2 separate regions of the Mus musculus genome follow, and region 1 is linked to region 2. The links are chromatin loops, found by intact Hi-C in ENCODE. Cell type or tissue: left cerebral cortex. All regions are shown on one strand. Links, peaks and the distances in the headings refer to the core of each region. The heading gives the core; the rest is flanking DNA.

The links. A loop is a pair of places that touch in the nucleus more often than their neighbours do. Peaks named below come from ENCODE experiments on the same cell type or tissue, not always from the same donor. Only the 100,000 strongest peaks of a DNase experiment are listed, where the experiment ranks them.
Region 1: it touches region 2 in a loop (8-fold over the local background); 5 of 42 quality-filtered maps call a loop at or near these places.

What each region holds. Positions count from the first base shown.
Region 1 is chrX:12,670,410-12,681,892 of GRCm38, forward strand. Med14 (mediator complex subunit 14) reads right to left here. Exons shown (of 31, transcript NM_001048208.1): 29 at 10,363-10,488; 30 at 9,835-10,027; 31 at 4,962-7,242. The coding sequence ends at 7,169. 1810030O07Rik (RIKEN cDNA 1810030O07 gene) reads right to left here and starts at 3,230. Exons shown (of 7, transcript NM_175141.6): 1 at 2,917-3,230; 2 at 2,617-2,751. The coding sequence starts at 3,132. In left cerebral cortex, for the core only: a CTCF peak has its summit at 7,180 (motif pointing right); DNase peaks (open chromatin) are centred at 7,199 and 8,248; H3K4me3 peaks cover 392 bases; H3K27ac peaks cover 510 bases.
Region 2 is chrX:13,650,734-13,662,539 of GRCm38, forward strand. The region is part of intron 5 of Cask (calcium/calmodulin-dependent serine protein kinase (MAGUK family)); the gene reads right to left. Gpr82 (G protein-coupled receptor 82) reads left to right here and starts at 10,630. Exons shown (of 4, transcript NM_175669.3): 1 at 10,630-10,710; 2 at 11,595-11,685. In left cerebral cortex, for the core only: CTCF peaks have their summits at 4,582 and 6,217 (motif pointing left); DNase peaks (open chromatin) are centred at 4,385, 4,977, 5,311 and 6,208; H3K27ac peaks cover 2,670 bases.

The DNA.
Region 1 (11,483 bases), core at 3,484-11,483, 980 kb before region 2:
TCTTTGACAGATTAGTTTTATTTTGGTAATTATTCCCTTTCTTTTGAAATCAGAAGCTAACAGGGAGCCTCTGTTGCCTCCGTACAGCGCTGCACACCGACATGTGTCACTCAGTAAACACACAGCAGAGAAACCCCTATGAAAGTCCCACAGCCTTCCGCTACCTCTTCACTGAGGGGCTGGAGCTGGAGAAATGAACTCAGGCAGGCCATGCTGGGCGAGTAGTTTACCTACAAGGTCCGCTATACTAACAGCTCCACTGAAATACCTGAATTCCCAATTGCACCTGAAATTGCACTGGAACTGCTGATGGCTGCAAACTTCCCAGTTTGTTAAATAAAATAAATTATAATAAACTGTTCATTTTTTTCAGTATTTAATACCTGTAGTTCAGAATATTTTCACATATAGCCTTATGAAACTGAGCTCAAAAGCTAATTGTTGAACAGATTCTTTCTGCCATTTGCATAGCGGACTTGAAATTTGTTGGCTACATCAACAAATTAAGGACATTTCACAAGCCAAAAAAAAAAAAAAGCCAGTTTATTTAAAAAAAAAAAAAAAAGAAAGAAAGGAGAGTATTATTTGGCAAGGAATCAGGTAGGTAAATCCCACTGCAGAACTAAATGCCAACTGCTGAGGAGACGCAGCAGAGGGGTTAGGGAAACACCTGGAATAAGCACATCTGTAGCTCTGAATTACAAGGGCAAGGGTCATTGCCAGAGAGGCTAGAGGAGGAGGAAGAGATGTCACAAAGGCAGGAGTGTCTAAATCCAAGTGCCGGTGGTGAGTGGTACATGCCTGATAGGTAAAAACGATGAAGCTAGGAGCTATGCTGCATACCTGCAAACCTAATAGCTGAGAAGTAGAGGAAGGAGAACCAAGACACAATAAACCCAGGGTTGGGGTGTAGCTCAGGATTAAGCGTGTTTTCCTAGAATGTGTAAGGTCTTGGGTTACACTGCTAGCCTTGGAAAGAGGAGGGAGAAGGCTGGAGAACAGAGGTCAGGGACAGATGCGGGGCAGGGGCAGGGCCAGGGCCAGGGCCAGGAGCCAGGGTTGCATGAGTTGAAGAACATGTGGGAGCTAAGGAGTACCAGGCATCAAGTCCTCTTGAGGAAGTTCTGCTAAGTAGATGTAAAGACAGCTGATAGATAAATGGGGAGACAGTAGGAGTTTAGAGAAAACCCTTCCCAACAATTTTATTTTCTAAGTATTTTCCAAGTGGTTATAAATATAGCTATGAAGTATGTAAGTCAGAGGTTCTGAGTCAGATAGTTGTAAGCAACTATCACTGTGGGCAGGAACCTGGAGGCAGGAACTGATGCAGAGGCCATGGAAAGGTGCTGCTTACTGGCTTGCTCAGCCTGCTTTCTTATAGAACCCAGGACCACCAGCCTAGGGATGGCACCACCCACAACAGGCTGGGCACTCCTCATATCAATCAAAGAAAATGTCCTACCGGCTTGCTAGCAATGGGACCTTGTGGAGGTATTTTCTTTATTTGGGTTCCCTCCTCTCCAGATGTTTTAGCTTGTGTCAAGTTGACAGAAAGCTAGCTAGCACAAACTAAGATAATGGTAAAGCTATTCGTACGGTGATGGGAATAAGCCAGGAAACAGAAGAGTGGACAGCTAAAGATTTAAGGGATGAGATTCGACATATAAGTGGAGGGACAGGGCAAATGGGAAGTCACTTTGTAGCAAAAAGAAGAAACACACACACATGCAGAGTTATAGGTTCAATGAAAGGACAAGGAACTCAGTGTCTGGGGTTCCATCAACTCCATGAAGCATGAGCTGGGGTGAAGGAGGGGAAATGGGAAGAAGAGCTTGGGGAGGGAAGGCAGGAACAGATAGCTCCAGGAACCAAAGTGCAGAGAGAGGCATTAAGGCTCAGTCAAGAATGAAGTGACAGCAGTGGGTTCCCTTCCAAGCTGATCTTGTGGCGGCGTCTTCTTTATTTGGATTCCCTCCTTCCCAGGTGGTTTTAAGCCAGGTGTGTCAAACTGACGGAAAACTAGCTAGCACAAACCAAGATAATAGTAAAGCAATTTGTCAATTTGCATTTGGAAGCTACTTCTGACACCTCCCTCCACTCACTACACAGCTTCCAGGCAACATCAAGAAATCCAAGCAAATTCCCAATCAGACTAGGCATTAAGTCACAGTGACAAAATCTAAACACAGGCCTAACAACCCCTACCTCATAACTAATATTTCTACCTTCTAAAAATGTATACCTTAGCTAAGCATCCTCTTGGCACGCACGCCACAGCAAAAGTAAGCCTTTTTTTAAAGTCTGCTGTAAAGTAAACCTTAACTGTTCTTCCATGTCTCTCAGCCTGTATTGTTTTTCCCCTTATTTTAAGACAGCGTCTTACAATAAAACTCAAGTGCCTGCAGGAAGCGAAGAAACAGAGGCGTTTATTTTACTGAGCTTAGATGGGTCCACTCTAGTATCCCCTCACCACTACGCCACTAGACCCCAGAGAACCAACCTATCTTCTAGTATTTCTGTACTTTCTGAAGTCCCAGCTTGCACTCAAAACCCACCCTCCACCCTGGGGCACCAGGAGCAACTTCATATGCTTTCCTCCAGGCTACAAGTACTTACCTTGGCTACCTCCCAAGGGTCTTTGGGCCAGAGGCCTGGCTTGCAATTTCCCCAGTGCACGTCTCCATTTCTGTTGATGTGATGCCTCAAGATCTCGTGTTTCCACTCTGCGCATACCTGACACTGAGGCTGAAACTACAGAGGGCAGAGGTGAGGAGGGACTGGGGTGGGCGGGGCAGCAAAACAGGAACACCCCGGAAGTAGGAAGCAGTCCCGCCCCGGGAAGGAAAAAGACTGCAAGCATACGGAATAGGGGGACAAGCTGTGGAGACGCGCCCGAGTTCGGGGTCAGCAGCTCACCTGGCGAGCGCGCGGGCTGCACCGGGAACCGCCGCGGCAGGTAGCATGGGGTCCAAGGCCAGGGACTGCAGCCAGCAGTCCACGGTGAAAGGAGAGCACTTCACGGTCTATGAAACCTTGCAGGCAGCTGCGCAGCAGCAGCAGGCAGTGTCCTGCTTTCACCCAGTTTTTGTACTCGGCGCAATTGAGGCGGGCTGCCAGCTCCGACACCACCATGTCTTACTCCTGAAGGCGGGGCCGGCGGTAAGCACGCGCAGCACCCTGGGATGCTCCCACGCAGCGCAGGCGTAGCCCAACCCCCAAAACGTCCAGACGTTTAGCGTCACTGTGCGGTGTACACTTCAGAGGCTAGAGGCTGGCCACTGTTTCCGCTCCAGGAAGTGGCAGCTCCACCCCCGCTTAAAGGAACCGCTTTGGTTTGTGGACATGGAACATTTAGACTAATCCTTTTAAAGCTTTAATTTTTATTCCTGAATACCCTGCCAACCCTCTAACCAACCTGATCCCCTCCTGATGTGCTGACCTTTTTATTGTAAAGAGGAATGCTCAAGGTGTGTTTCTCGAATGACATGTTCCTTGCATTGTGCAATTCTACAAAATTAACTCATCCCTAAACCCACTGAACAGCAAATTCGGGGTATCAATAACATGCTTACCCTCACCTGAAGCAGGGGGCCTATTGTATTGTGTGCCATGCTCCCCAGTACATATGTTAAAGTGACACTAGGACCAGAAACTCCTTAACTAGAGTACCTGGCAGGAAGAAGCAAAAGGGATAATGTACTTCCTGGATTTGGACAGCTCAGAAAAGGGTTATTTCAGCTGCACAGGGAAGCCATATGCTACACAGACCAGAATGCATTAGATTGTCAACATCAAGTGAGAAAACATGTTTTAGATGCTTTGAGTGAGGTTTTTTGACCTTGGCAAACATATTGAAGTGGTATGGAATCAAAAGAGTCGGAAGGAACACTGTAAACAGAGAAGCCTTGCACAGGCAATGGTAAGGACCACTAGCTCTGGGCTCAAACTCTCAATTTTTTGTGTTTTGATCTTGGCTGATCCTAATTTTAATATTATTAAGACGTTATTTCCTTCTTTGTAACTCGGTTTATCATCTGTAAGAGGAGGTTATTAATACTTACCTCACAGTGTGGTGAGGAGCATTTATACAGATGGGAACACTTACAATGATGCCTGGCACACATTAAGCTTTGAGTAAATGCTAACTTATTTTATATTGACGCAAATATGCTCTTTCATCCACTGTTTACATTATTGGACATTTTATCAAACCACTGGCCAGTTGGAAGTGGGGACAATTTATAAAAAATAGAGACCAGATGTGATGATCTGAAGACTCAAAGTACAGTCAGTGTAGGCAGGCTCTGTAATACTTTAATAAAGTATATACCAATTTTGTCTTACTAACCTCAACATTAGACCCATTCAAAGCAAATGATGGGAAATACCCTATTCCCATCAAATCAAATCAAATCAAATCAAATCAAAAATTCCAAAAAAAACCCACCTCTGAATGAAGTCTACATTAGGACTTTCCTTTTTCTGACTAAAACATTTTCTGTAAGTATGAACTTTGTATCAAGAACAACTGAAAGGGGGGCCTGGGAGTAGGGAACAGCCCTGTTTTCCTGGTACTCAGAAGTGGGTCACTTGGACTTAGGAGGTTCAAGGTCAGCCTGGGCTACATGGCAAGACCCTGTCTTGTTTAAAAAAAGAAAGAAAAAGCTTAATTGGAATTTCTCTTGGAGGGGAAAAACATGGCAGAAAAACCATGTATGCCTATCCTTAAGTCCGTTAACTGTCAAACAACAGTCAGTCCCTGCAGTTACTAAGTGGCCTTATTTTTGATGACATTCCCCCTTTTCTCTTAACGTGAAAAGTCCTTTTATACTTTTTGAAATGAAATTTTTGTAGATGTAAAAGGGAAAAGGGTGAATCAGGACTGATGTCTTCTTTCAGGGTTGAACTAATACTAAGCCAGGATTACAACCCAAAACATCTTCACCAAAGAGAGTTGGTAGTTCTCTGAAACTTGTATAAATTTTATTTATTACCGTAAATACTAAAATCACATTGAAAACACCTTAAAATCAAGTTCCAAACCACCTACTAGAGAAAAATCACTATGGCATCCAGTTTCTTTGATTGAATCTGGTTAACAAAAGAGGCAAAAGACATGGTTCGTGGTGAAAGTTACGATTCAAATGCTAAGTATTTCCAAGCTTTAATAAAGTATATACCAATTCCAAGTACCAAGCATGATATCAAAATTCAAATTCATTGGTTTACTCTTAATAAGCATCAAAATCAAATTCTGTTCATTGAATCCTATCTTACTTGATTTACACAATGCATTCAAAGGTGTTATAATTAGGAAAAAAGTAGCCATTGAATGCATCATGTATAAAAATTCATTTAACATTTTAAAACCACACTTAAAAGAGAAAATACCTGAAAAGTTAATTCTATTAATAAAATTATTTGAAACAATATCATCCTGCAGATAAAAATACATTTCTTGTATATACATGTAGATTTCTACATGAAAGCTAGGATTCAGCTCCAAATAGAAAAGGATTGACTCCTGATCAAGACATCTTAGATTGCCGAACCCATGTGATTAGTACTGTGAAGAGAACTGGAAACAGAAGGAGAAAAAGGTTAAGCTAAAGGAAGAATCAAAGTTTAGTCACCTACTCTGGAACAGTGGCAGAGTTGGGTGAAAAGCAGGAGATGAAAGCAGAAAAGAGACAAAGAAGACAAAGAAGGCCTCAACTCTGACTGCAAGGGAGACTCAAGCCAAGTTGAGGAGAACACATGATACAGTTGCAGTAAGATACTTAAAAAACTAGAATTTCATGGTTATACTTGTAGAAGCTCAATCATCTTAAAATGTAATCAGACAAACATCTAAAATTTCATCAAGGATAATACATTGTCTAGATAACTCAGCATGATATTATCATTTAAAAAAACACACAAAACAAAACAAAACAAAAACTCCTCCAAATAACATCAAGTTATCAGAAGACATTTGAATCACACCATATTCATTAAAGTTTAAAAAGTCCCTGACTGGCTTCAAGAGACAGTACAGTACTCTTAAAAAGAAATCCTATTGAGATGTACCAGTGCCAGAAACTCCACTGAACACTGGACAGGCACTGCACTGTGGACTTTTTAAATGACTGGACTAGGTTGTGACCAGCAAAACGTCCTATTGTCTTGCTGACGACAGATTAAATTGAGATTGTTTAGAACAACCCCAAATGGGCTGGGGAAGGTAAAAAGTTAAATAAGATAAAAGAAAAACGTCATGCAAATTAGAGCAGTCACGTTTTTGTTCCTAGTTAATGCTGTATACATTTTTAAGTATACCTTAAAAATGACATTTTCCTAGCAAAAAGGTTCCCATTTTCTCACATATGAGAATCGTATTCTTTGGGATCCTTGATCTCTTTTTTAAAGACAAAGCTCTTTCATTTTAGCAAAATCCTATACTGAAAAACAACTGAGGTGCTAAAGACTATCACCAGTCAGGTTAGGAATGTCTGAAGAAACTAACCTTAAAACAAGAATGTTTTTGGTCAAATTTCAGACATACATAATTAAAAAACTGACTGGCCCCACCAGATTAAAGATGAAGGGAGGCCCTAAGAACTCTAGAGAGCTTATACATACACAAGTGTCTCTTTTAGATCCTAGTTTTATTAAATATTGCTTCTTTGGGATGTGTTTAACAGCTCCCAAAACCATTTCGGAGTAAGGATTCAAAGCGGGCATATTAAAATACAGCTTCAATATAAAGTTTGTCACAGTTTTACAGTATTCAAAACTGACAGACCTGCCTTAAAAAATAAAAATAAAAATCAAAAAGGACCATTACACCCAAAACATAAGAAAACAATTAAATAAACAAGTTTGGCATTTTCATTATTTTATAGTATAAAACAGAATATTAAATCTATTACTGGCACGAGGACACTGATCTGTTACCTAGTTTGAAATGTGTCGCATTTAAACACACTATACAAGTTCACTATACAAAAAAATTGATGGTCTTTTTGATGAAGTGCACCCTGAAAATGTTGCCAGTTTAGAATATTTAGCTCTTAAGGTTAAAAAAAGTCCTTTTCCTTTTTAAAACTGAAGGCTGAATTCAGCCTTTTTGTGTGTGTGTGTTGTTTTGTTTCATTAGTCAGCCTTCCTGGTTTAAAAACAATAGTGTCTATGGACGCCCACCAGGGGGCAGTGTAAGATTAGCCATTAAATCACGAACAGCTGCAAATATTGTGCATTCACCTGCAACAGAGAAAAATGGTCATTAGCTATTCGCAGTGGAGGAGAGACGTTAACACACCAGTGAGGGAAGGGATGGTTAAAATCAGTCACGAATTTGAAATCAAAGACGTTAAGTATTTTAAACTATTCAGATTTTAGGCAGTAGGAACTGGTGTGGTGTAACATTATATTTGGGTTGGGCATTGTTTTTGTCTCAGGAAGAAACTGGGAGCACATGTCAAGTTTAAACAGAGAGAAAGAGATGCTTTCAGTGCACGGAAGCAGTGCCACATTGGATAAGACTTGAACAGTCTGACTCTAGAATACTTAATGCATTCTTGATCTAACGATAGTTCTAATGTATATCAGTGCATTAGTTATGACATCCGTGATGTCCTTCCAGCTAACTCTGCATGAAAGGCCAGATAAGGCTACTTCCACTAAGTTATAGTAATACTGCTGACCAATACAATGTTCTGCAGCAAAAGAAATGTCCATGCTCTACACAGCACTACTTTGGCTAAGAAATTCAACATTTTCATTTTATATTGTAGTTAGGTTAAATTTTAAATTTGGCTAGTGAAGTTATACTGCACAATGAAAGTCTATGACAGCTCATAGAGATTGTTGGCTTCATGGAAATATTTGACTTCTAAATTTACACATTAAGACTGAAGTCAATTAAATACAAAAATAAAGGAGGTTTTGTTTCTGTTTTCAAAGGAGAAAAGGTTTATTAAGCTTAGGTATTTTTCCCCTTTTCTTTTCATTGTAGTTGTTATAAGACAACGAATGGTCTATGTAAGCCAAACTGGTTTAGAACTCAAAACTCTCCTGCCTCAGCCTCCAGGGGCAGAGATTACAGGTGTAACACCACTGAACCAAGCTAGCATTTTCCCTCAAAATGTTTGCACTGTGGGAGAAGGGCAAGGAAGCTGACATATCTCATGGCAAGGATGTAAAAACTCGATTGTGGAGGTACAACTCATACTCCTCATCCTCACGCCAAACTAGATCCTTCCTGTTAGAACAGGCTTTGACACTACTTATGGCTGATAGGGGGTGAACGGAAGCCCTCATAGGAATTATGGCCTGTCAAAGGGTAGGACACTGTGTTCCTGTGCAAGTCACTGCCAGTCTTTGCTCCAAGCACTGGAAAATGAGGGTACAGACAAAAGGACAAAGGAAATCCAAAGGTTTGTCCAACCAAAGAAGGAACAAAAGAAAAAAAGAAAGCACCCCCATAATACCTTACCAATTCTTAACAAACTGCGGTGCGTATGTGTGCATGTACATGTGCAAGCGCATGTGTGTGCATGCATGCCTGTGCATACAGGGACATGCATACACACTTTGACACTTTACACTGATAGGTAGAAAATTTGCTAGATCACAGTAAGATCAAATCATTTCCCTTTTAATTTTTCAATCCCAGTGGATAGGACATACTTAAAAGTTATCCATATGAAGGAATTATGTTTACCATCCGAGTTCTACTAGACTGCTAACTTGAGAATTGTGATGGCTTTAAATTTTGATTCCTGAGGGCCTATTCTCAGCTGAAGAGAAAGGTTAAAGAATGAAAGCAGAAAGTTGTCAGAAGTATTCTAACAAACGAAGCACACTGTTCTCTACTGCCCAGTGGATTCCTTAGAAACTGAGGCAAGCCCTTACCTAGGTATGGAATGGGGGAACAGATAGCTTTTAAAAACTTCCTTTTCCCCTCAGGATTCCTAAAACTTTTGACACTGATACTTTAAAATGTTTCAGAGAACAGCTTTGTCCTCATTTCTCCTAATTCTGTTTGCAAGCTATTCTAAGGCTATAAAGAGGACTTCCTTAGCATCAGGCATGAGCGTACATTCATAAATATTAGAAATGAGCAAAACTGAAGCAAAGTTCTCTTTGCTGAGCTTCATGATTTAGACCCCCAAATTTGGCATTGCCAGGAGTTAAGTGTGGGCTACTCCATTGTCGAAGGGACCTCATTTATCTGTCAAGAAACACTCTGGTTTCCTGGGAAATGTCCAGTCTCAGAGCTTCACTGTGCGTTCAGGGTAAAGGCTCACTTGCACCCGCCTGACACTTACATAAGAAGCCCAAAAAGCAGCGATGCCATTTGTATCAGCTTTTATTCTTCACAAAACATTTAGAAGATACACAACTTTTGATAATAGTATTCTATTCATGATCGAACCATGGAGTATGAGAAACCAACATGCATTCCAACTTTGTGATGTACAGAGCGGCAGGTACTGATGGCAAGGCAGGGATTCACAGCCCCGGAAAAGTCTATCATCCTAACCTAGGGCTTTGTGGCAATGTGTGCTATAAATACAAGCTTCTGGCATTGGCAACTGGCTCAGTCCCAATAGTCATTTGCTAACAAAAAAGTCCAGGCAGCAGAGAAATGGACAAAACTGAAGAACCAGTGAGAAAGAAAGAAAGCGACAGGCAGACACTAACTAAGAGGGCCATGGCAACAGAGTACTAGTGCTAGGATTGGGATGCAGAGTAGGGAAGGAGGGAGAAGAGAGGGAACGGGAGGGAGGTCTCTCTAAAAGGAAGTGTTATAACATATATGCAACAAAATACCATCTACTGCTCATGTACCTTGTCGTGGAGGGTTCATCTCTGCAAACCTCTTCAGAATGTTGCTGACCATCATTGGCGCAGCAACAGAAGAGTTCTGCTGTCTGGGAATGTCTGCCTGCTGAGTGGTACCTGAAGCCATATCATAAATAATTGGAACTATTATACTAACAGGTTCTTGGGGAGGGACTGATGTTTTCTGAGTTAGTTGAAGCTGTAGATAAAGAGAATAAAAACAGAAAATCAAATATTTGTCTCGATTTGTGAGAGGTACTATCATTTACTTTCAGAATAAGATACAGCAAGTACAGGAAAATTAAATATGAGGAAAAAAGTGAGACCCACCCGAGTGTTATAATTGTCTCCCAATTACAACCTTGAATAAATCTCTGTTGTTACTAAGGGAGCTAAGAACCCCACAGTCTAACAGTGGAAAACCCTAGACATATAGCTAACAGGGAAGAGCTCACTCAAAAGATGTTCTACAATGCTCATGTGGCTTTTTCCTCAGAAACTCTACACGCACAGACGATGTCAGGTGATACTTACAAAAAATAGCATTTTGGATTTCAGGACCACAGCTGGTGTCCCAGGCGGTGCAATTGGTGGTGCGCTGGGAGGGATGGTGAGGCAAAACTGAACGTTCCATTTCAGCTGCGTTGCTTGATCTGGGAACTGTTTTAAAGGGGAAAAATAATGACAAAAACCTCTTAACATTTAAAAATTACATCTGCTATGGAGTCTGAAGAGTTAGAACTTCACCTTACATTTATTGATCCAGACAGCATGCACTTTTACTTAAAAAAAATCCATGAAACAACTAACTAAAAGCTCTGGGGTAAATTTGGGCGCTATGTTCTCCTTTATTCCGCCCAAGGCCAGTGGCTGCAGTGTCTCTGACACCAACTCTTGCCCCATTGTTTTCATAAAGCCATCAACACTCGGGACTTCACTGCTTCCTCCCTGCATCCCAGCCAGTGCCCCATTTTGAGTGAGGCTCTAATCTCGCTCACGAACATGCAGTGGCACTCTGACATATGCTGCTCCCTTCTACAAATAAGGATCAACTCATGTCACTTAAAGTTCTTGCTGACTGACGTTCATTTTGGTTTCTAACTGCTTCCCTAAATAAACGACTGAAGCCATGGTGATCGTTTGGAAGAGAAAATCACAGGTGCTTTTATAGATACATATTTACTCCTTCAAAATCTCAAAGAAATCTTTCTGACTTATAATGTCTGTTATATCCTATCAGATGAAAATCTAAACAAAACCAAAAAGAAAGAAAAACAAGAAAAAAAAATCCTTGCTTCCTTAAACCTGATATTAAAATGGCAACAAGGAGGAGGGGGGTATTAGGTTAATCAAATAAACACCATCTATCATAAAGGCTCAAACTATATAGTTTTAAGAAACACCTAAAACATAGGGCTGGAGAGATAACTCAGCAGGTTAAAAATGCATACTGCTCTTCCAGAGCACCCAAGTTTGATTGCTAACATCTATATAGGGTAGCTCACAACCAACTTTAACTCCAGCTGAAAGGAATCCGATGCCTTCTCTTTTGGCCTATGCCAGCACTCATGTGCATATAGCATACACAGAATGCACATATATAGACATGCAAAGTAAAATGAACATCCATCTTGGGATGCCGAGATGGCTGAGAG
Region 2 (11,806 bases), core at 1,992-9,991:
AAAAGCCAAATTATATCCTCACCTTGTACCACACCAAAGGAAATTTAAATGGAATTAAAAGTTAGTTGTAAATAAAGAAGTTAGTTGTTAAAAAAAAAACATAGATGGCTAAATCATCTGAGGATGGGAAATAGTTTTCTATTAATGCAATGATAGCAATCCTTATAGAGAAATGTCTAGGTTATGCTTGGATGAATGGCTGCTGTAATGTCTTAGCTCAGTTTGGGTTTCCAGATGAAGACTTGGTGGTGGGAGCAATGGTTCTAGTTATGGAAACAGGTTTGTCCTAAATTCCATTTTGCCTCTTATTTTCTTCCTTTATGCTTACAAGCAACAAAATAGGAATCCAAGTAAATGTGTACTTATATCCAGGCTGGGGATTAGAGCCAGGTCTTACTGTTTGTGTAGCAAGCAATTTATCAACTGATCTACTTCCCTAAGCCTCCAAGATGATAGTTACTAAAAACAAACAACCCCAGCCACCTCAAAACTTAGTAATATTAATATGCAATTAATGCAAAAACTTTTAGCATTTATCAAAATTGTATGGTGCCCAAATCCCCAAACCTGCAAGACTGGCTTTCTGGCTGTCTTACATTTGTATACCTTACAAACTCTACTTGACTCTTGAAAGCTAATTCACTGCAATCCCAGACACACGGAGCATACTTTTTAAAAAAAAAGATAAATTGGTACATTTTATCTAATTTAATTTTTTTCAAGTTCATAAAACACGTAAAGAATCATCACAGAATGAGTTCTGAAAAAGATTTTCAGTTGCAGTTTGGATATGTCACTTTTAGCTTTGGTCACCCAGTGAAATTAGTTCAGGAGCAACAGTTAGCCATTACTTATCTTATTTGGTAATTTCACGTGTAAGTTTACTTTATATGTATATAAACTATGTTTTTTTTTCTTGAAACAGAAAAATGATATGTAGTATAGGCTGACCTTGAACTTGTTATCTTACTGTTTGGTCATACTGGGGTTTTACACGTGTGCATTATTAACCTTGGGTAAGGAGGGTTTATTTTTTGTACTTTTATAACACATGTGTATAACAAGATACACTTTCCTTCCTTCCTTCCTTTTTTTTTTTTTTTTTTTTTGAGACAGGGTTTCTCTGCATAGCCCTGGCTGTCCTGGAATTCACTCTGTAGACCAGGCTGGCCTTGAACTCAGAAATCCGCCTGCCTCTGCCTCCCAAGTGCTGGGATTAAAGGCATGCACTGCCTGGCTTACACTTTCTTTTTAAAAAAAAAAAAAGTTTACATGTGGTGTAACTACTATTTTATCACCTCATAGCTCTTTCCCACTGTAATTATGCTTATCTATGTCTAGCACAAAGGCTTTATTTCTTTTCATAGATGAAGTGTTATAGGACACAAAACAACATGAGTTCATTTCTCCATTTCCCCCACCAACGGACATATAGGTGGTTTCCAGTTTTTCTGTTAGTAGGAGCAGTCTTCTGCTTGCCAAAGGTCCTTGCATGGAGGTCCCTTAGAGTTGACCCCTCAAGCAACAATGCCTGGCTGTAAGACTGAAGGCCTTCAGCATATCCCAGTTCTGATAATTTTCCAAAGCAATTTTACTACTTATACACCCAGTCTCACAAGTGGGCAGAAATGAGCTCCTAGCTGCCCACATCCTCGCTAACACTTGGTTTCATCACACACTACTTTTTGTCAATCAGATAGGTGTAAGATAATATCTCCTTGTGGCTTCAGTGTGCACTTTCCTGATCACTAGGGCAATGGAGTGTCATTTGTAATACTTCCTGCATGTAGGCTTTCTCTTAGGTGAATGGTCTGTTCATAGCTTCACTTCCCCCTCCTCCTCAGTTGCTTAACTTTCTTTCTTTATTGTTGAAGTGCTTCTTTATATATTCTGGGCCTCAATCATTTCTTGTTGAAATGGGTCACAAATAACTTCAACTTGTATATACTTATACTTAGTTCAGAGGCTCCTTCTACCAGGCAACAATAGCAAGGACAAAATAAAAAGAAATAAAAAACACCCTTTATCAATAAATAGAGCCCATAAGACTCCTAGCAAGAGAGGATATGGAGCCTGAATTGGTCATCTCCTGTAACCAGTCAACACTTCTAGTGGAGGGACTGGGACACCAACCCAGCCACAAAACTTTGACCTACAATTTGTCCTACCTACATGGGGTAAAGGTGGCACAGAAAGTATGGGAGTGGCCAACCAATGACTGATCCAGCATGAGAGGGAATCCACCCCTGATACTGCCTGCAGGGCCAGGAACAAGAGGCTAGATAACCTAGAGACCTACGACAGAACCAAACATGACTGACAAAAAACCAAGCAATGAAACACTCCTAATGATATTCTGTTATACGCATAGGTTGGTGTCTAGCTCAATTGTCATCAGAGGGGCTTCACCTAGCAACTGATAGAAACAGATGCAGAGAGACCACAGACAAACATTAGGTGGAGCTTGTGGAATCTTGCATTAATGGGGGAATAAGGATTGTGGGAGTCAGAGGTATCAAGAATGCTACAAGAAAATCCACAGAATCAACTAACCTGGGGTCATAGGGACCCACTAACAACTAGGGAGCCTGCATGGGTCTGACCTAGGCCCTCTGCACATCTGATACAGTTGTGTACCTTGGTTTTCTTGTGGGACTCCTAACAGTAGGAACAGGGGCTGTCTCTGACTCTGCTGCCTGCCTTTGGGACCCTTTCCTTCTACAGGGTTGACTTCTCTAGCCTTAATAGGAGAGAAGGTGTCTAGTCTTACTGCAACTTGATATACTGTAGCTAGTTGATACCCATGAGAGGGCTGCCCCTTTCTGAAGAGAAATAGAGGATGAGTGGATGGGTGGGTGGAGAGGGGAGGTGGTAGTGGGGGACCAGGAAGAAAGGAGGGAGGGGAAACTGTAGTCAGGAACTAAGTAACTAAAAACTAAATCTAGCTAGTCACTAGTCTTAATATACATTCCTCAAGGACTCTCAAATTCATAGATCAGATCATATTTTTGATATCTTAGCATTTTACTTACAAATAGTACTGAGGTATTAAATGTGGGGACCCCTGAGAACATAAAAATAGAAATGTTTTCTGAGAGTTAAAACTACAAAACCTAAGCACTTGTGTATAATTACATAAAAATACTTTTAAGAAGCACAATGTCTTGATCAGATGTCCTGATTAAATACTAAACATGTCACGGGAAAGAATTAGTGGTTCTCTAGAAAAGGAAAGAAAATTAAGGGGAAGCTGTGTGGGGGAATGTCAGTATTGCCTAGTCCAACAGTCCAGTGGGTTAGTTTGGCCAATGGATATGGAGTACAATATGTGACTTATTGATATGACCATGGGAAGAAGCCTGGTGAGGCCAAATGCAACTTAGAGCTTAATAACACTTCAGTAAAGAATGAACAGAGAGCTAGCAAAATAGACAGGCTAAAAGACTGCCTGAGTTCAAATATTTGCTCCATCATTTATAAGTTGCCTCGGACACGTTCTTTCTCTTACAGAGAAAAACATGAGTAATTGCTGGACCTCACTCAGAGTTGTTAAGAGGGCTGAATGATCCTGAGGTACCCAGCAATCAGAAAATATTTGGTAAGTTATCCAAATAGCCAAATACCAGGGGAAAGGCAGAAATACACAGCTGGAAGCTGAGGGTAAACATGAGATCTAGAGAGGTATACAATGAAAGTGACTGTGGGCCAACTCTAGAAGAAACTCACAAAGCGAACTGAATCCTAGCTTCTGGAGATGTAGCAGATAGATTCTGCTTTATGCTAGCCAGGCCATACTCTAAGGCTCAGCAAGCAAAGACTGTGAGGGTATCTGGGCAGATGCCAAAAGATACATTAATATGTATCTGAGCCTTGACTTTTCTGTATAATCTGGATCGCTGAACTAGTCTTCATATTGCAATGGAAAATAGCAACAAGGTCACTTCCCTAGAGTTCTGCCCTCTGCTGTGTTATTTTTGCTTTTGTTCTTTTGGAGGCAGGAACTCTTTACATAGCCCAGGCTGGTGTTCAACATGCTATTCTAGTGACGGAGTCTTCCAAGTTCAGGGATTCTAAGTGAATACCATCATGGCCAGTCTACCCTATTTTCAAATATTGGCCAACTGCAAGTTTCTAGATCAAAGTTCTTCATGCCTTCTGCTAATCCTGCTGGCATAGACTTTACAAAGAGTCATTTAATAGCAGTTCCTTTCTCTGTTTCCTTCCTGCCTCTTACTGCTGTCCTCCAAATGAGATGTTCTTAGCACCCCGGACACTCCCTCCTGCTGTTTTTCTTTCCTGTACTCAGTAGCACCTTTCTCTTCCCCAGTTCAGTTTTGTCTCTGTGTCCCTACTTTCTCTTTTAAGACCCTTTTCTCATAACTGCATGCGCTCTTCTTTTCCACACCCCCTCTCCATCTGTCAGAAGCAGAAATGCTCATCTGTATGGGGAAATTCAGTCTGTACTCAGAAGAAAAACACCGTTTCCTCTATATTTTTAAGCGAAGACATTGAGCTGGCTGCAAAGGGAACTGACAGGTTTGCATGCATGCTTATATTCACTTCCCCTTTGTGGCCAGCAAGGCTTGAAAAACACAGGACACATGGGGTCAGATCTTGTGGGTAAAGATTACATGGTTCCAAGTATGTGTGGCAACTAGGAAGAGAAGATAGTCAAGTAGCAAGTGAGTCTCCTGATCCAATGATTGGATATTTATGACCCTCATAATAGTGAAACCTTGAGTGATGGGTACAGCCTAGAGGCGTGGGGGCTGCTCCCTTAACCTTCTGAAAGGACCATTTTTCTACATCCTTTCAGGCTGTGGTACTATAGATGTTAGTGACAATACCTAGCTCTAAGGAGCAAATAAACTTCTAGAGCTAGCAGGATTAGGCTTTTCTTCTAGCTTTCTTGCCAAGCTAGATTGCTGTTCTAGAAGCACAGAAAGAGATATTCATAGATGAAAATTACAAAGGGCCAGCTTTGTGATACATTTGGTATGAGAAGGAACCAAAGCAGTTCCACACTTCCAGCACTTGGACATGTGAGGTCTCTTTGCAAAGCATAATTCTCTTTCCTTTGAGGAATGTTGCTGAGGAAACAGTGGACTCTAAGCTACACATACCTTATTAATCCCTAGGGAGAGAGCCATTTTACTGCACTAAAGGGAAAAAAATATAAAAGCCTAGTCAGGTCATCAAAAGTGAAAGCATATTCAAAGAAATGTGGTAGATGAAAATGAAAACAGTATGTTCTTGCCAGCTCTTTTGTTTGTGAGGAGGGATGAGGGAGTTGTGTACTCATGTGAGAGATCCATGCAGGATGGAAGGTGGTGACTGAAGCTTTAGTGACAAAGCACACGTTCTCGGGGATAAAACCCTGGATGTGCCCCTGATGTAGAGAGCTAAGCTGCGAGGCACTTCGAGGAGGAAGTATCGGCATAGTTGGCCTGCTACTGGAAGAAGGGAGGACAGTGGAGGAGAAAGGGCATCGCTTCTAGTACTTTCTTCAGAGGATAAAATGTACTATAAAATACATTTGTTAACTATTTTCATTATAAGCCCTTTAGCATTACTTGACTTTTCAAACTGTATCCATTAGCTGCTATAATTTTATTTTAGAAGTTAAATCCCACAAGGTGACCACAAAATTGTCCCATGCTAAAATGTTAGACTGTTTTTTTTTTCTTTTTCCTTTTTCTCATTTCAGTGGGTGTAGGATCTCACTATGTGGCTTGGGTTGTCCTAGAAGCCAGGCTAGCTTCACATAGATCCATCTGTCTCCCGAGTGCAGGGAATAAAGGTGTGCCCCACCACACTCAGCTTGCCAGACTTTCTTTTAACCTCCAGGATAATTAGAGTCATGAATATTTCACAAACGTGACTCATGATAATCATTAAAACAAAATAAGACAAAGCCAAGCCTTAAATGATTTATCCTATTCATGGCTGATGAGTGGCACTGGGCTTTCATCTTGAGAGAATTTGTTGTTTTAAAATTATTTTCACTTTATCACTTTTAAAGTGGTTTTCATGCACTAGAAAAAGTAAATTTATAGATTTCTTAGAGCTTAAAAGGACAAAACCCTCAATATTAAAAAAAAAAATTTCCCCTAGCCTGTACTGCAGTCATTTCCAGCTGGAAACTAAGCAAATTATTTAAAAAAAAAAAAAAAAAAAAAGAACTGTGTTGCGGTGATATACTGCCCTCTGCTGGCCAGAGCTCTAAAGAAGCAAGCACTTTACAGAGCTGTTCCATGTTAAAATGTAACAAAGCTTTTCTTTCCAATTGTTTTCTACTAGGTATTTCAGGTTGGTTTTTCCTAAAATAAAGGCAACAAGAAAATATTAGAAACAGCCAGGTATGTATACTTGTCTAGAGTGACTGATTTCAACTCTAAATTATTTCCACATATCAAAAGGTTGCATCAAGATGCAAGTGCCAATGGATGAGACTCCTAATTTAATAGGAATTATCAGTGACTGCTAAAATCCACTGTGTAAAAGGGTAACATTAAATTTAGGATCTCAAAATATAAGCTTCAGATTACATAAAAAGTTGACATAAGTAAAAGCTATTTTTGGTCAAAGGAGATATGAGATACTTGGTCACCTTATCAGAAGCATCAACGCCCAAACAGCTTTTTGTACGGGTACCTTGTCTTTTTGTTGTTACTTATCTTATTTACTTAGTTTTTGTTTGTTTTAGTTTTCTTTTCTTTTTTTGAGAGAGACAGAAAGAGACAAAGTTGAGAGGGAGGGGAAGGAGGGAGAGAGAATGTGAATTTGGGTAGGGAGGATTTGGAGGATGGGAAAGGATATGATACAAATATATTATATGAAATGCCTTTTAAAATAAAATAAAAAATAACAGATTCTATGAGTGCTATCTTATCTAATGTGAGTCAGGATAAACAACCTTTAACACTTGGGATCAATTCAAGCCCTAGTTGTGTTACAACACATGATATGCTTGTCCTGTTGAAGAAATAAAAGCATTTATCTCCGATATATCTTAAACCTTCTATGTATGTATGTATGTATATATGTACATAAATATAAAATATAGTTAAGTGGTTGTCATTTATTATCAAATTTTGGTATTTTTTGAGACAGGGTTTTTTTGTGTAGCAGAACAGGCTGGCCTCAAACTCACAGAGATCTCCTTGGGATTAAAGGGGTGTGCCACCATCACCCAAACTCTCTCCTCTCCTCTCCTCTCCTCTCCTCTCCTCTCCTCTCCTCTCCTCTCCTCTCCTCTCCTCTCCTCTCCTCTCTCTCTCCCTTTCCCCCTCCCTCTCTCTCTCCCTCCCTCCCTCCCTCGCTTGCTTGCTTTCTGAGACAAGGTCTCATTATATAGACTTGTTTGACCTGAAACTGTGTAGACCAGGCTGGCCTCAAAGTCAGAGAGATCCATCTGTTCTGCCTCCAGAGTGTTGGGATTAAAGACCTGTGCTGCCATGCCTGGCTGTTATCAATTGTTCTAGCAGTTCACATAAACTGCAGTACTTCAATTTTGGGGGTTCTCAATATGAGCAATTGAATTCAAACACTAACAGGTACAGGAAAGAACACCTCGTGCCCAATTCTCTTTCCCTGGCCATTGATATAACCTCCTCCTTGAGTAAAGACAAAAAGGGACACAAACACAGTCTTAATCTTAAAACAATTTTATCGAGAAATTAAAAAGAAGTGGCTAGAAATAAGATGACCTTGTTCTTGGAAAGAAACATGGAGAATTCTGGGCACTGATACATGATCGTAATCTCTTTGCATTCCCAGTTGCTGTGTTGTGATATGGGCATGTGTTTACTTGTGGTAATTCGTGATAGGTCACATTTCTCCCAGACTCTTGTCAAATGCCTTATTTTCTAAAATGCCTGCTTTTAAGGAAAGAAAATAAGTTTCTTTGTACACTTCAAAGGTAGCACAGGCACGGCAGGCAGTAACACAAGAATTGCTGGCTCATTTACATCTTTACCTTTGGCTTTCAAAGTACCCACAGGGAAGAATGGTTGGTTCTGAAACATGATATGAGCATGCAACTGCACACACATGAACACACGTACACATCCATAAAAAGAGGGGAAAAGCCCCCTGATAGTCCTAAAAACCACTGACTTCTCATTCAGGCCCCCAGGGACCTAAAAGCACAGTGTAAGCCTGGTGTGTCTGCCTTCATTTTGCATCTATCTCTTTTAATCTGGCTCATTAGCTTTGTCTACTTCTTTCAATATGAATCACTCAAGGAGTGTCTATCAAATTATCACTTATTCCATTGTCCTTTGAGGCCAAGGACACAGAGACAGGACTAAAGGGGGCATCTTAGTGTCAGCTTTTTACCATGTTCTGTTCCGGATGCCTAAAAGGTGCCTAAAGATATCCAGTTATTATCCTAAACCAGGACTCCCTTGGATTCTATCACCTAGATGATGAAATTTAACCAGTGAGGACTAGAGTGTGAGCAATCATCTCCTGGGGACCACCCTGTTCCCTTGAACAATAAGAAAGCCTACAGACTACCTTTGCTGAACCATAACTGAGACAATGATCAGTGAGTCACACAAACTACTGGCTACACCTTGACTAAGGCTGTATAATTATGCACAACTCTTGCCTCCTTGCCTCAATTTGTCCTCTAATCTACAGCTGATATCAGTACCCTGAGAGGGATTTGGGGTCACCAGACACTGTTCCTCTTTTTGATGTGCACATGATTACCTCTCCTGTCTCTGATTTTCACGATTTGTCATTTGCTTCTTGAGTTGGCATATTAAGATGGGTGGCCAAGGCCAGCCTGTTAGGGTTGCTGGAGAAAGCGCTTTTATCCTAAAACTCTAGTTACACTTGGGTCTTCCACGACTACAGATTCTTGTAGTAGAATGTGAGGACCTGAGAGCAGTAGCACTGGAAACAAGGCTATGGCCAGATACCACATCCTAAAGAGAACAGAAGGTTCACTGAACTTGAACAAACCACAGCTTTGAGTAACAGGACTGCACTGCACATCTAAAGCTAACTGGCTTGTGTAAGCATTGAACTGATGAACAAGGCTTACTGTGGTCCCCTTTGAGGGAAATTAAGAATGGTGTTCTAATATGCACACATTTAGACACGTGTTCTTGTCTTGCACAATAGCTTCCCTCTCAATGCCCTGAGCTACTGATTGGTCAGATGGACAAATTTTAAACTGTCCAGTTGTAGCCAATTTAGATATTAGCTTGGAGAGCCAAAAAGTAAGTTCCCATTTGAAACACACAAGTTCAGATAAGTCTAAGGTATCTCATGTCCTCCTGCTTTTGGTTTTGAGGGAAACTGGTAAGTGACCCTCAAACCCACCCCTCAAAGTTGATAGAGGTAGTAACAACAGCTCACCATGGGCTGCAAAACTGAATGAGCTTTCCTTTTGGATCACTCTTACTAAAATACTCCAAAGGAATTCCAGGGGCCAGATTTAAAACCATCACCTGAGGCAGATCAGAAGGATCAGAAGAGTATGTACTGGAGAGTGCTTGGGCAGATGATCTGAGAAGTAATCAGATAAGGAGATTTACATGTGGACAAAGGAAACCGCACTCTGAAGAGGAGAAAGATGAGAACACAAAGAGCCAGAGAAAATTTGTGATCCCGAAGTCCAAAGGGGCACACTATGTCCTAGAGAACTTGCAACTTGGTTTGATATTCTTGAAATAGCTCCATGACAAGGAATATTTTTGTTAGCTTAGTATTTCCTGCCATTACTTTTTTCTACTACTGGAGAGTATTGTTTACTGTCTTAGAAAATCTTTTATAGTATTTACCTAGTCGTCTCACTTGAGTCGTTTCTTCCCCGAGCCTCATTTTCCACCACCATCTATCACACATTCTCTGTTCTTCCCTTTCAGTTCTTTTAATGAACCATTGTGATTTACCAACTCACTAAGTTTTTATTTCTCAGACACATCACATCTACATCTTCCTTGGATTTGAAGACACTCTAGTTTGTGGTTAGCATTATACTTCTGGGACCTCCATGTGCTACTAGAAATGTAGTAGAAACTCCAATAAATATTTGAGTGAACTGTACTGTTTAAGGAAAATGTATGATAGTGAAATCCAAAATGGTCTGAGAATGGAGCAATGGCCACCATTTTAAGGAATTGTCCATCTTGGGGAACTCAGGTCTAGGAAAGGGCTTGCCGGCTATGCAAACATCCTGGAGATGGGCCACAATGAACACACAGTGGGACAGTAGGGAGAAATTATGTGCCTTCCCCTTTCCTTCTCCAGAAGTTACCTTTGTGCTAAAGAAGAGCTCACCTAAATGACAAAAATGTTAATTGCCAAACAATTTGTGGATTTATTGGCACCCCCACCTCCAACTCCTGGTGACTTTCTGATAACATCTGAATGTGCAGCTCTCCTTGTTCTTTTAATCCCCTGCATCAGTTAACACAAAGCATACAAATTGCTGTGGAGGTTAACTTGTAGATAACTAATGTGTTTGTAGCTATTTTCAGAAGGTCAAGGTTGATTACAGTTCTAGCCAGAGGCGGGCAGGGGAATGGGCACAGAGCCTCCTGCCCATCGTTCGACTGTATAACCCAGGCTTTCCTACCCTTCTTATAACCCAATTCTCCAAGACAGAGCTTTGCTGATGGTTGCCCTCTCCAGCTTCTCAGGATCAATCTTTGAGTAAGCCCAACTTCTCATCATCTACGTACTAGACGAGTGGTAAGCAAATGAGGTGGACTTGGGTTTGGAAACAAGAATTGGCAGAACTGGGCTGGGGATGCAGGTTGCTCAGTGGTCAGTGCTAAATGCACATTTAGCCTTCGGTTATGGTCAGTTCAGACTACATGCTATAACTATTAATTTGTTTTGAAACACATTTGCTACCTCCAAAATCCATCATAAAATGTTCTAACTCATGTACTCATTATTACAACTCCAAATGGAGGTAGAACATGCCAATTAGAAGTAGAGAAAAGTTGTTTATTAGTAACCAAACTGGGTTCTAGTCCCTATATATACTCTGAGCACACAGAGAGCAAGCATCTCTGGGCATCAGTTTTTTTCAATCTTAAAACAGCAGAGACCACTGATGAGCATGAATTTTAATCCAGCCTAGTGATATTTGATTTGAGCAAGCCGGTATAAATAAGAAAACTTCAAGTTTTGTTTTGTTCTACTCTTAGAAAAGATGGATTGCAAAGAAGCTGTTCACAAATGATTTTGTAGTGAAGTTTAGAGACAAATTTATGTTGGTATTTTATTGAGTTACTGGAAAGAAGTTCCTTTTACTATGCTCACAGAAAAATAATTAGCTATGTGTGATTAAACCTTAGAAATGCAACTTCAGCCAATCACAACAATAAAGCTAACTACTTCATGAAATCATCATAAGTATACTACATATATATTTATTTATACAGTACATATTTATACTAAATATATGTATTACCCACTAACTTCCTCCCACTAAAGAAATAGAGAAATGAGGGTTGTGTTTGTTTTTTTTTTTTTAAGGAGGTACTGGTTATATTTACTGTAACTGTTGACTTTCTTCAACAATCTAATTTCCCTTTTTCTCCCCACTGTACTTGGTGTCATGCAAGACTCTACTCATACTGATTAAGGATACTGGAAGAGTGAAGATCAGAGAACTGTGAGTGTGAAACAGTCAATGAGCATAAGCTACTCAGACAGGTAAGGATGATTTTTGGGGGGGGGCTCAGTTTTAGCTTAAAGGTTAACTTTGTAAGTGTCTAAAAGGACTAAACTATTTGAATTGTGAAATCTGATCATTAAATAAGGTAGTCAGCTCAAG